2 separate regions of the Homo sapiens genome follow, and region 1 is linked to region 2. A link is an interaction called in ENCODE POLR2A ChIA-PET data of the cell type or tissue named here. Cell type or tissue: CD4-positive, alpha-beta T cell. All regions are shown on one strand. Each heading gives the region's core, and the rest is flanking DNA. Links, peaks and the distances in the headings are about the cores only. Region 1 overlaps CD69 (CD69 molecule). Region 2 holds the start of LOC105369728 (a long non-coding RNA gene).

Evidence for each region. ChIA-PET counts read pairs that join two places held together with the same protein. Peaks named below come from ENCODE experiments on the same cell type or tissue, not always from the same donor. Only the 100,000 strongest peaks of a DNase experiment are listed, where the experiment ranks them.
Region 1: POLR2A ChIA-PET joins it to region 2 with 14 read pairs; 12 of 35 experiments call an interaction of 5 or more read pairs at or near these places.

Annotation. Positions count from the first base shown.
Region 1 is chr12:9,748,200-9,753,583 of GRCh38, reverse strand. CD69 (CD69 molecule) reads left to right here. Exons shown (of 5, transcript NM_001781.2): 5 at 1-1,098. The coding sequence ends at 103. Among named protein-coding and RNA genes, the nearest start is that of CD69, 10 kb to the left of the region's middle. RefSeq lists a silencer at 2,037-2,116 and an enhancer at 2,577-2,871. In CD4-positive, alpha-beta T cell, for the core only: CTCF peaks have their summits at 2,124, 2,433, 2,635 (motif pointing left) and 4,702 (motif pointing left); DNase peaks (open chromatin) are centred at 1,563, 2,073, 2,663 and 4,713; H3K4me3 peaks cover 462 bases.
Region 2 is chr12:9,645,928-9,651,311 of GRCh38, reverse strand. LOC105369728 (a long non-coding RNA gene) reads left to right here and starts at 3,324. Exons shown (of 2, transcript NR_157802.1): 1 at 3,324-3,471; 2 at 3,936-4,299. It also overlaps the pseudogene LOC374443. RefSeq lists enhancers at 432-611, 2,511-2,690, 2,731-2,800, 3,481-3,530, 3,541-3,610 and silencers at 1,387-1,436, 3,071-3,370. In CD4-positive, alpha-beta T cell, for the core only: no CTCF peak of the experiment used is centred there; DNase peaks (open chromatin) are centred at 401, 2,481 and 3,171; H3K4me3 peaks cover 3,899 bases; H3K27ac peaks cover 4,017 bases.

The DNA.
Region 1 (5,384 bases), core at 325-5,324, 100 kb before region 2:
CGTTACAGGGTCTGACAAGTGTGTTTTTCTGAAAAACACAGAGGTCAGCAGCATGGAATGTGAGAAGAATTTATACTGGATATGTAACAAACCTTACAAATAATAAGGAAACATGTTCACTTATTGACTATTATAGAATGGAACTCAAGGAAATCTGTGTCAGTGGATGCTGCTCTGTGGTCCGAAGTCTTCCATAGAGACTTTGTGAAAAAAAATTTTATAGTGTCTTGGGAATTTTCTTCCAAACAGAACTATGGAAAAAAAGGAAGAAATTCCAGGAAAATCTGCACTGTGGGCTTTTATTGCCATGAGCTAGAAGCATCACAGGTTGACCAATAACCATGCCCAAGAATGAGAAGAATGACTATGCAACCTTTGGATGCACTTTATATTATTTTGAATCCAGAAATAATGAAATAACTAGGCGTGGACTTACTATTTATTGCTGAATGACTACCAACAGTGAGAGCCCTTCATGCATTTGCACTATTGGAAGGAGTTAGATGTTGGTACTAGATACTGAATGTAAACAAAGGAATTATGGCTGGTAACATAGGTTTTTAGTCTAATTGAATCCCTTAAACTCAGGGAGCATTTATAAATGGACAAATGCTTATGAAACTAAGATTTGTAATATTTCTCTCTTTTTAGAGAAATTTGCCAATTTACTTTGTTATTTTTCCCCAAAAAGAATGGGATGATCATGTATTTATTTTTTTACTTCCTCAGCTGTAGACAGGTCCTTTTCGATGGTACATATTTCTTTGCCTTTATAATCTTTTATACAGTGTCTTACAGAGAAAAGACATAAGCAAAGACTATGAGGAATATTTGCAAGACATAGAATAGTGTTGGAAAATGTGCAATATGTGATGTGGCAAATCTCTATTAGGAAATATTCTGTAATCTTCAGACCTAGAATAATACTAGTCTTATAATAGGTTTGTGACTTTCCTAAATCAATTCTATTACGTGCAATACTTCAATACTTCATTTAAAATATTTTTATGTGCAATAAAATGTATTTGTTTGTATTTTGTGTTCAGTACAATTATAAGCTGTTTTTATATATGTGAAATAAAAGTAGAATAAACACAATGGTTTCCAAGAAAGTTCATTCCTTCAAAATACATTAAAAAGTATATACTATATGAGAAAGCAGAAAACAGTTACTATAACTTAGGAAAAAATCCCATGTAGAGTAAAACCCTTAGTTTTATAATAGCTTATACATATCAAATTGTTTTCATATGCTTATATGCTAAAGGGTGTATGTATCCATATCCATTTTTCTGTATATAGCAGATGCTCTGTAATAATTACTCCTCATAGTCAATGCTCTGAAAGTATCTTGTTCAATTCTGAGGTGCTACATACACTTTAGTTATTTATGTAAAATAATTCAATATATAGAAAAGAGGCATAATCTTCATGGGATATTTCAATCAGCAAAAAACTCAATGATGTAGTTTGGATGTGTGTCCCTGCCCAAATCTCATGTCGCATTGTAATCCCCTTTGTTGGAGGTGGGGCCTGGTGGGAGGTGATTACATCATGGGAGCGAATCTCTCATGAATGGTTTAGCATCATCCTCTTGATGGTCTCCTTGCACCTGAGTGAGTTCTCAGGAGATCTGGTCTTTTCAAAGTGTGCAGCACTTTCTCTCTCTCTCTCTCTCTTTCTCTCTCTCTTTCCTGCTTTCTCCATGTGACATGCCTGCTCCCACTCCACTTCACCTTCCAACATACATAAAAGCTCCCTAAGCTTCCGCGGAAGCTGAGCAGTGTCAGCATTATGCTTGTAAAAACTGCAGAACCGTAAGCCAATTAAGCCTTTTTTCTTTATAAATTACCCAGTCTCAGATATTTTTATAGCAATGCAAGAATAGCCTAATACATTTGATTACCTTCAAAATTGTTTTATAAATGTAATTTGCAATATTCTTCTCTGCTTGTTGGAAATGTATGATGTGTATGGTATCTCTAAACTATTGGCAAACGGCAAACAGAAATGTGGATTTCAGACACTGCTTAGTGAAAAATAATGACCTCTGTGCTCCTGAGTTCCCACAGCTGTGGGAAAAAAGAAACAAGCAGCCTCCTAGCGGTAATATTCTATCATTACCAACAATCTACTCCCGAGTCATCTTAGAAAACAATGTCTTGCGATTAATATTTTAGTTATAACATATTTTTATGTGCATAAATCTAATCAAATTATGAAAATTGAGAGCAAGCTTAAAAATATTTCTATATTAGTATGACACAATTTTTAAGTCATTGAATACTGACTGTATCACCTAACAATTCAATGAATTTTATCATTTTTACAAATAATTTTATTGAATCCCTATAATTATGTGAAATGAGCAGCTGATGTATTTCCCTTTCCAGAGGAAGAAGTTGAAATTATGTTGAAAAAGCGACGCAAAACACGGATAACAGAGTTATTTTTTACACATAATTTGAAGTCATTTTATTCATAAGGACAACTGTTTTCTTTAAATAGATAAAAAATATACAATTCTTAAAGGGAATAATGTTATTATTTAAAGTATGACTCTACTTGCAAGTGACCAATGACAAATATAAAAAATGGGTTTGTCTCAAGAACCCCTCCTGCCCCCGGCTAAGTCCCCTGTTACAAAAGTTGCAGTGCCATCTAGTGGTTATACGAGATTACTGCACTTCTGTTTTAAGGATCCTACAAAACATCTATGTGGAGCGTGGAGCTGCTGAGACCCAAAGCACGGGGGCCAGACCGCCCGAGTTTCATCTCTGCCACGCGCGGGCTGACTAGCTATTTTATCAGAACTCGTTCAAAATTCAGCTAAAATTAGTTAGATGTTAAATTAGTTAGTACATGAAAACAAACTTAAAACATTATCTGGCTCCCTAGTACACCATAGGCATGTATTAAATACTCATGATGATTATTAGAACTAGAAACACTATGTCTTCAAACTTCCAGTATTGGCATAAAGCCGCGTTTCTACACGACATGTCTATTTCTACGTAATATATCTTATTTGTATTTGTTTTTGGAAAGCCTTTTAAAAATTTCATTTCACAAGTTATAAGTAAGCACCTACTACTATGGTGGACACCAGAGTTAAAATACTCAGCAAATTCCGCATGGCAACTGGCCTTGTGGAATTCGTGGTCTATTTGTAAAACAAACAACAAGATGAATTGACATGGTGTGATGAATGTTATAATAGGAAAAACGTAGGGTGCTATGGAAGCATATTAAAGATATACTCCTGTATTCAAACCTTTAGCTAATTATCAAAATTTTAACTCTGTAGGCTACATTCATCTTGGATAGTTACATAAATATGTGTAAAATAAAACTATCAGTTATCCGTGTTTTGCGTTGCTTTTTCAACATAATTTCAATTTCTTCCTCTGGAAAGGGGAATACATCAGCTGCACATTTCACATAATTGTAGGGATTGGATAAAACTTTTTAAAAAGGCTAAAATGCCATTGAACTGTTAGGTGCTATAGTCAGTATTCAACTACTTAAAAATTGTATGATACTAATATAGAAATGATATTTTTAAGCTTGCTGTCAATTTTCATAATTTGATTAGATTTTGCACATGAAAATGTATTATAACTGAAATTAAAATGTAAATGATTTTTCAGGGAAAAATATTGGGAAATATATGACCAGAACGACTGCTGGTGATGGTGTAAACTGGTTTCCTTTACCCTTTGGAAAGCAGCTTGACAATACTTACTGGGGAGGGAGGGAGATTTTAAAGAAATAATCTTGGATGTGCAAGACATAACCACAAAAATGTTTATCAAAGGGATATTTCTAGTAGTGAAAAATCAGAAGCTACCTAATTGTCCAAAACCAAAGATTTAGTTAAATAAATATAATGCTCCTACATGATGAAATGCTATCCCAACATTAAAAAATAATGAAGAACATTTATGTATATGAAAGAATACTCAAACTATTATTGCTGCTAGTTTAAAATAATATATACAATAGGATTATTTCCTGTTCAATATTAAATATACAAAACATGTTTTATATTTCTATATGCTGACAGAAAGTAAAACTACTAAAGTAAACACAGTGGTTTTCCCTGAGGAGGAGGAATATAGGAAGTATTTATTTTCTTTATGTTTTTCTATAATTTTGGATCTCTTTCTTTCTTTCCTTTCTTTTTCTTTTCTCTTTTTTCTTTCTTTCTTTCTTCTTTTTTTCCTTTTTTTTTTTTTTCCGAGTCTCACTCTGTCGCCCAGGCTGGAATGCTGTGGCTCGATCTCCGCTCACTGCAGCTTCTGCCTCCCGGGTTCAAGCAATTCTCCTGCCTCAGCGTCCCGGGTAGCTGGGATTACAGGCGCGCACCACCACGCCCGGCTAATTTTTGTATTTTTAGTAGAGACGGGGTTTCACCATGTTGGCCAAGCTGGTCTCGAACGCCTGACGTCAAGTGATCCGCCGGCTTCAGACTCTCAAAGTGCCGGGATTACCCGCGTGAGCCACCGCGCCCGGCCAATTTTGAATTTTCCTATAATGAAATTATTTTATTCTTAAGAAAAAGTGTTTTCTTTAAATAGATACAAATATATAATTCTTAAAGGGAATAGTTTTATTATTTAAAGCATGACTCTACTGTCTGGTGACCAATTACAAATACGAAAAATGAGTTTATTTCAAGAACCCCTCCTGCCTGTCTTAAAGATCTCTGTTGCAAAAGCTGCAGTGCCATCTAGTGACTGTATGAGATTACTGCACTTCTGTGTTAAGTCATTGTCAAAGGACATTAAAAAATAATTTCTTGCTGGCTATAATTAACAATAATATATTGCACATTTCAAAATCGCGAAGCAAATAAATTTCAAATGTTCTCACAATGAAAAATTATAAGTATTTGATGGTGATTGATATGGTAATTAGCTTGACTGAATCATTCCACATTGTGTACAAATAACACTACATTATACCCCACAAATAGATACAATTATAATTTGTCAATTTACAATAAATTTTTAAAATATATCTTGGTTATTTTTTACACTCAAGTGGCTTGTGTGTGTGTGGATGATGATTCTTGGTTTCTTTTGTGGAAAGATGTGGCAGTCACCACTCTCTCAACACTACATTTTGTATTTTTTCTAGTTATAAAGGAAATGGCATAATCTAGAAAAGTAAAACTTAACCTTTGATAATGCTGCACCCCATTCATATTTCTCAATATTTGTAATGCCAAATTTAAAATGTAATTAAAATAATGCATGTAAAAGTGTTTCGTCTATGCTAAAGAACTACATTACCATAAGTTGACTTGCTTCCAAATTTCTAGGTTCTGAGACCTGAAGTTCACATTATTTTCTCCTTATTTTACATATACTTACCAATAA
Region 2 (5,384 bases), core at 148-5,147:
GGAAATGCAAAATGTTATGGGCATTTTGGAAAACAGTTAAGCAGTTTGTTATGGTAAATGTAAATTCACCACATGCCCTAGCCATCCTATCCCTAGGTATTTAAACAAGGGAAGTGAAAACTTGTGTTTACCCAAAAACCTGTAAGGAATATTTTACACCAGGTTTATTCATTATCACAAAAAACTAGCAACAACTCAAATATGCTTCAGCTGCTGAAGAGGTAAACAACTATTCCTCAGCCCTAATAAAAGAAAAAACTCGATCACACATTCACAATTGTCAATTTCTTACTGTGTGTTAGCTGGCCAAACTTTTGTCAGGTTTTTCTCCTCCCCACAGGCCCTACACGTGTTTGCCCGCAAGTTTGCCTAAATGCCTCAAAGCACAGACTTGCAAAAAACATCCTGCCTTAACCTGACCACAGACCACATTGCACCATTTCCTGCTGAAACGCCTAGACTTTGCCTGCTCTCTCCCACACCACTAACTTTTTTTTTTTTTTTAAGACAGAGTCTCTGTCGCCCACGCTGGAGTGCAGGAGCATGATCTCGGCCCACTGTAAGCTTCCACCTCCCGGGTTCATGCCATTCTCCTGCCTCAGCCTCCCGAGTAGCTGGGACCACAGATGCCCACCACCATGCCCGGCTAATTTTTTGTATTTTGTTTAGTAGAGACGGGGTTTCAGCAGGTTAGCCAGGATGGTCTCAATCTCCTGACCTCGTGATCCACCCGCCTCAGCCTCCCAAATTGCTGGGATTATAGGCATAAGCCACCGCACCTGGCCTAACATATTTTTGAAATCAGTGTTATTCCTATTGCAACAGTCCTTTTGAATAAAGTTTCTCCCTAAGTCCAGACTTGTTTTTCTTTGACAAATGATACATACTATAATACAGATGACTTGAAAATGCATTATTGCTAAGTGAATGAAGTCAGATTCTACATTTACCTACTGCAAGATTCCATCGATGTGACATTCTGGAAAAGCAAAAGTGCAAGATCAGAAAACAGATGAGTGGTTGCCAAGGGCTAGCGGTAGAGGAAGAGACATTCTACAAAGGGACATGAGGGAATTTCGAGTGGGTGGGTATGGCTCTATATCTTGACTTTTATGGTAGTAACATGAGTATATATGTTTACCATAGAAATCTACACCAAAAGAGTGAATTTTACTGAATATAAATTATAATACTTTAAAAGTCCCTGCCAACTTTCGTCCGTTTAATATACATCTACAAGAATAACAGGGAGCTTCAGCTTAAATTCTAGACAGGGGGAAAGATGGGTAAGATTGGATGATCTTAAGCAGTAAATATCGTTTGGATTTTGGCTCATATAAAAATATCAACCTTTATTCTTTCTGGTTCTACACTAACGCAAAATTGTCTTAAAGGTTCAGAATACTAAGACTTCCGTAATTCTTTTTCATTGCTACTAGGGTAATGTGTAACTCTCCCCTTAAAACTTCCCCCAAATCTCCCATTTGCCTCTCTTAATAATCTTCTAAATGTGCCTGCTTTCTCTTCTTCTTTTTTACATCTCTAGCCCCTCCTACTAATACTGAGACAGCCAGGTGGGAAGGGGTCCCTGGAGAAACTCCAATTAGCCTGCCCACTGAGGTGGAGCCTTGGGAAGTTCACAAGGTTTGCAGCAGAGAGAAGCCTGAGCCTGGCCCCAGTTTTTCATTTGTAGAACCTGGGATTCAAACTGTCAGGTGGGAAGCGCTCCGGCGGAAGGACTCTGGCCCTGCAAGAGTACCTGTTTCCCCCTTTTTTTCCCTTTTTCACCCAATAAAACTCTGCTTCACACACCCTTTAAACCATCTGCGAGCCTGAATTTCCGTGGCCGTGGGACAAAGAATCCCATTTTTAGCTGAAATAAGGAAAAGTCCTGCAGCAATATTCCCACATGCATCTTGTTCCACTTCTCTCTTGCTCACTTATTTCTCTTCTACCTTTCTTACAGTGTGTCCTGACTCCCGCAAATTCATACCACTCTTAAGGTACACACTGAACACAATAACTCTTCAGACTTCTAGTTGGAAAAACAACATTAGGAATTATCTCTCAGAAGAACAGAGAAATAAAGCATTATTACTGATCAAATTTTAACTCAGTTTCAGGATCTGAAAAACTTAAATCACAGGATGCATTTTAAAAAACAAGTTTCACAACTGTACCAGGTAACAAATATTTAGTTTCGGTTCTGTAAACATTCTTTAGAATATAACATTTGGCTTAGTTAGTAAGAATATAACTTAGTAGGAATGTAACTTAGCCAAAAGTTACATTTGTAACATCTAAAAAATGTTAGAACGTACTGCTCCGGGACACAAATTTAAGAAGACCGATTTGAGTAATAATAAAACTCCCATCACCTGCAAAGCCGGCTCTGCGTGAATTACTCTTTCTCCATTGTAATCCCCGTCTTGATAAATCGGCTCTATCTAGCAGACAAAGTGAACCCACTGGACGGTTACAACAGTACCATGAATGCTAAGAGCTAGGAGCAACATGTTACAAAAACAGTGGCATCCCTTAAAAACAAGTTTCCCCAAGAAAGGTGGGAGGAAAATAGGGGCTCAGGACAGTTGCAAATAGATGTCTATCTTCCAAATAAAATGCCAAGTCTTCTTGAGGTCACAGCATCCACAAGTTTCCAACTAGGCTGGAAAAACAAGTTGGATCAGAGAGAGGTTGGGGGAGGGCCCGTGGGTGGCCCTGAAGCAGGCCACTAGGACGCCGTTTCCCTCTCTCCGCCCTTCCAAAAGCCCTTAAGCCACAGACAGCCGTGGCCCGTCCAGGGGGCACTCCCCTCTCAGGTCCCCCAAAGTTCTGCAAACTCTGACGACAAAGGCAAGTCAGAGTCCCGTGACATGTGGGGAGGCATCGCACAGATTTTTCTTTTCATGGCCTGGTCAGAGAGAGTGCTCACCCAACCGAGAAGGCCCTGGCGGGGTCACACTGGCTAAATAAAAAGCGCCTTCTTCTGCTTTTTTCGGAGCTCCAGGTGACGGCTCCTCCTTCACTCCAGGGCGGAGCTCTGCAGAAAAGGCGGGGAGGCACGGAGGGAGGTGTACTGGGGCTGCGGGATTCGCGGCTACATGGGCTTCTAGGCTCTCTCGCGCCCACCCTGCCCCGAGCTACGGAGCCCCTTCCGGTCCCGCGGACTCCAAGCCTCAAGTTTCCGCCACACCCTCCAGAGAAGCGTCCCCGCCGCAGCCCCGGGGGGCGGGAGGCGCGAGGCGCGGCTGCGCCCAGCACTGGCCCCACCTCCCACGCGCCCGCGGGAGATTTGCTTGGGGCTGGATCCCCCGCCTACCGTTTCCCCGCAGCCGCCGGCGCTTCTGGCGCTTGTGACCCGAGCAGGAAGCCCAGAGAGAAACCAGAAAGACAGGAAGGGGATTCCTGGACTTCCTTTCCACATCCGGCAGGAACGCGACCCTCCTCCAGCTAGGAGCGCTTGTCCGGGTCTGGTGGACCCCTTACCCTGTGATAAGGACCCAGAGGATGCCCTTGTCCCCGGGATTAGGGGGAACCCAATGGAGGCCTCCACCCGGGGCCGATTCCCACCCTGGGCCACAGGAGCTTTTTAGGCAGTGAAACTATTCTATGTGTAATGGTGGATATGTTATAGGAGGCAGAAACGAATTATTTGGGTAGACAGGGTAAAGCCAGTCCCCGGTAGAAAACTTTGCTTTTAACAAAAAGCAGCTCAAAAATAGCTCCCTTGCTAACCTCATGCAGTTCAAAGAAATCACTTTTCTAACAAGAGGCCTGAAAGAGCAGACAGTAAAACACAGAAAAGACAGCTGGGACACAGAAGGACTGGGGTGGACAGCCGAGAGTCTCCCGGGTAATCACCAAGCTTCACACTTACACGATGGGCCCCAGTAAAACAGTGGGCCTTAATAAGCACATTCCTTTCTCTTTAGGCGCACCAAGATGCCTGCAGCTTCAAGAAGATGTATGGGAACAGACACAGAAACTTTCCCTACCAGATAAGCAGGACAAAGAAACACAGACTAAGAGTTGGCCTGTGTGGTCACGGAGTGGGTTAAGAGATGATAAAAAAATCTGCTCTGTACAGATGGCACACCTGGTCCCAACTAAACCCTGGGGCCCTAGAAAGATAAGACATCCCCTCCTCACAAGCCCCTCCTCAAGAGCCCCCTCCTCAAGAGCCCATTTATAAAAACTCTGACATTCTTAACTACAACTTGGCAATCTTCTCAGGATCCCTCTCTAACAGAGACCTGTTCTTTCCTTTTGCCTATTAAACTCCTGCTCCAAACTCACTCTGTCTGTGTGTGTGTCCGAGACCTCGATCTCCTTGGCCATGAGACTAAGAATCTTGGTATTTACCCCAGACAACGAGGCTGCTGCAGATATATCTCACATGTTTGTCAAACCCACAGAATGTACAACAGAAAGAGGGAACCCTAAACGATGGACTTACTTACAATGTATCAATATTTGTTCATCAAGACAAATTGTACAACACTAATGGGCAATGTTAATAATAAGGGAAATTGTGAGGGAGGAAGAAGTGATAAATCAGAAATCTACACTTGCCACTCAATTTTTCCACAACCCTAAAACTATTCTAAAATAACATGTATTAATTATTTTTAAAAAGCAGATGACTTTTTGTCAGTTATGATTGTTTTTAGCTATGACATAGAAAGCTATAATCATCCTTCAATTTAACTTATAATTTGTTGATATATATATATCATATATATGTATGTGTATATATATATATTATATATGTATACACACACACATACTTTGCACCACAGGATACAGTAAGATTATAATTTTCTTACATGATAATGAAACAACCTCGATCACATTTCAGAAGTAGTGCCTTAATAGTCCTTCCACCTTTTGACTCTCTCTGAGGAAGTATGGAAAAGGAGATATGATGTTAATATCTAAGTTTATTGCTTGTGTAACAAATATTTTGCTATGTATGCATACGGATAATAAAAATAATAAAACTATATAGCCATAACTATCCTAATATAACCCTTATAAAGAAAAGTGTCTATGAAAAATGAGTGAGTTTCAGTGCATCACGGTGGTTTAAATTTTTTTTTCTTCCTTTATTTTTTCAAACTCTAAAAGACAGGCATAAAAGGATCTGATTGCAGGGCCTTAAATTTGACTAGGTTTCTTAAATGTGTCATCACAGTAAATGAAATGTAAGCCCATGTCTATTATATATGAAAAAAAGTTAATACATAAGCACAAGACTGTTAATTTCTGGAATTGCATTCAGAATTCTCCTGTCCTCAGAAGAAAGGAAATGTTCTGCCTCATGCATTATTGTCCTTTGTATATAAAGGACAATAAATAAAGGTTATGTAAATAAGTACACA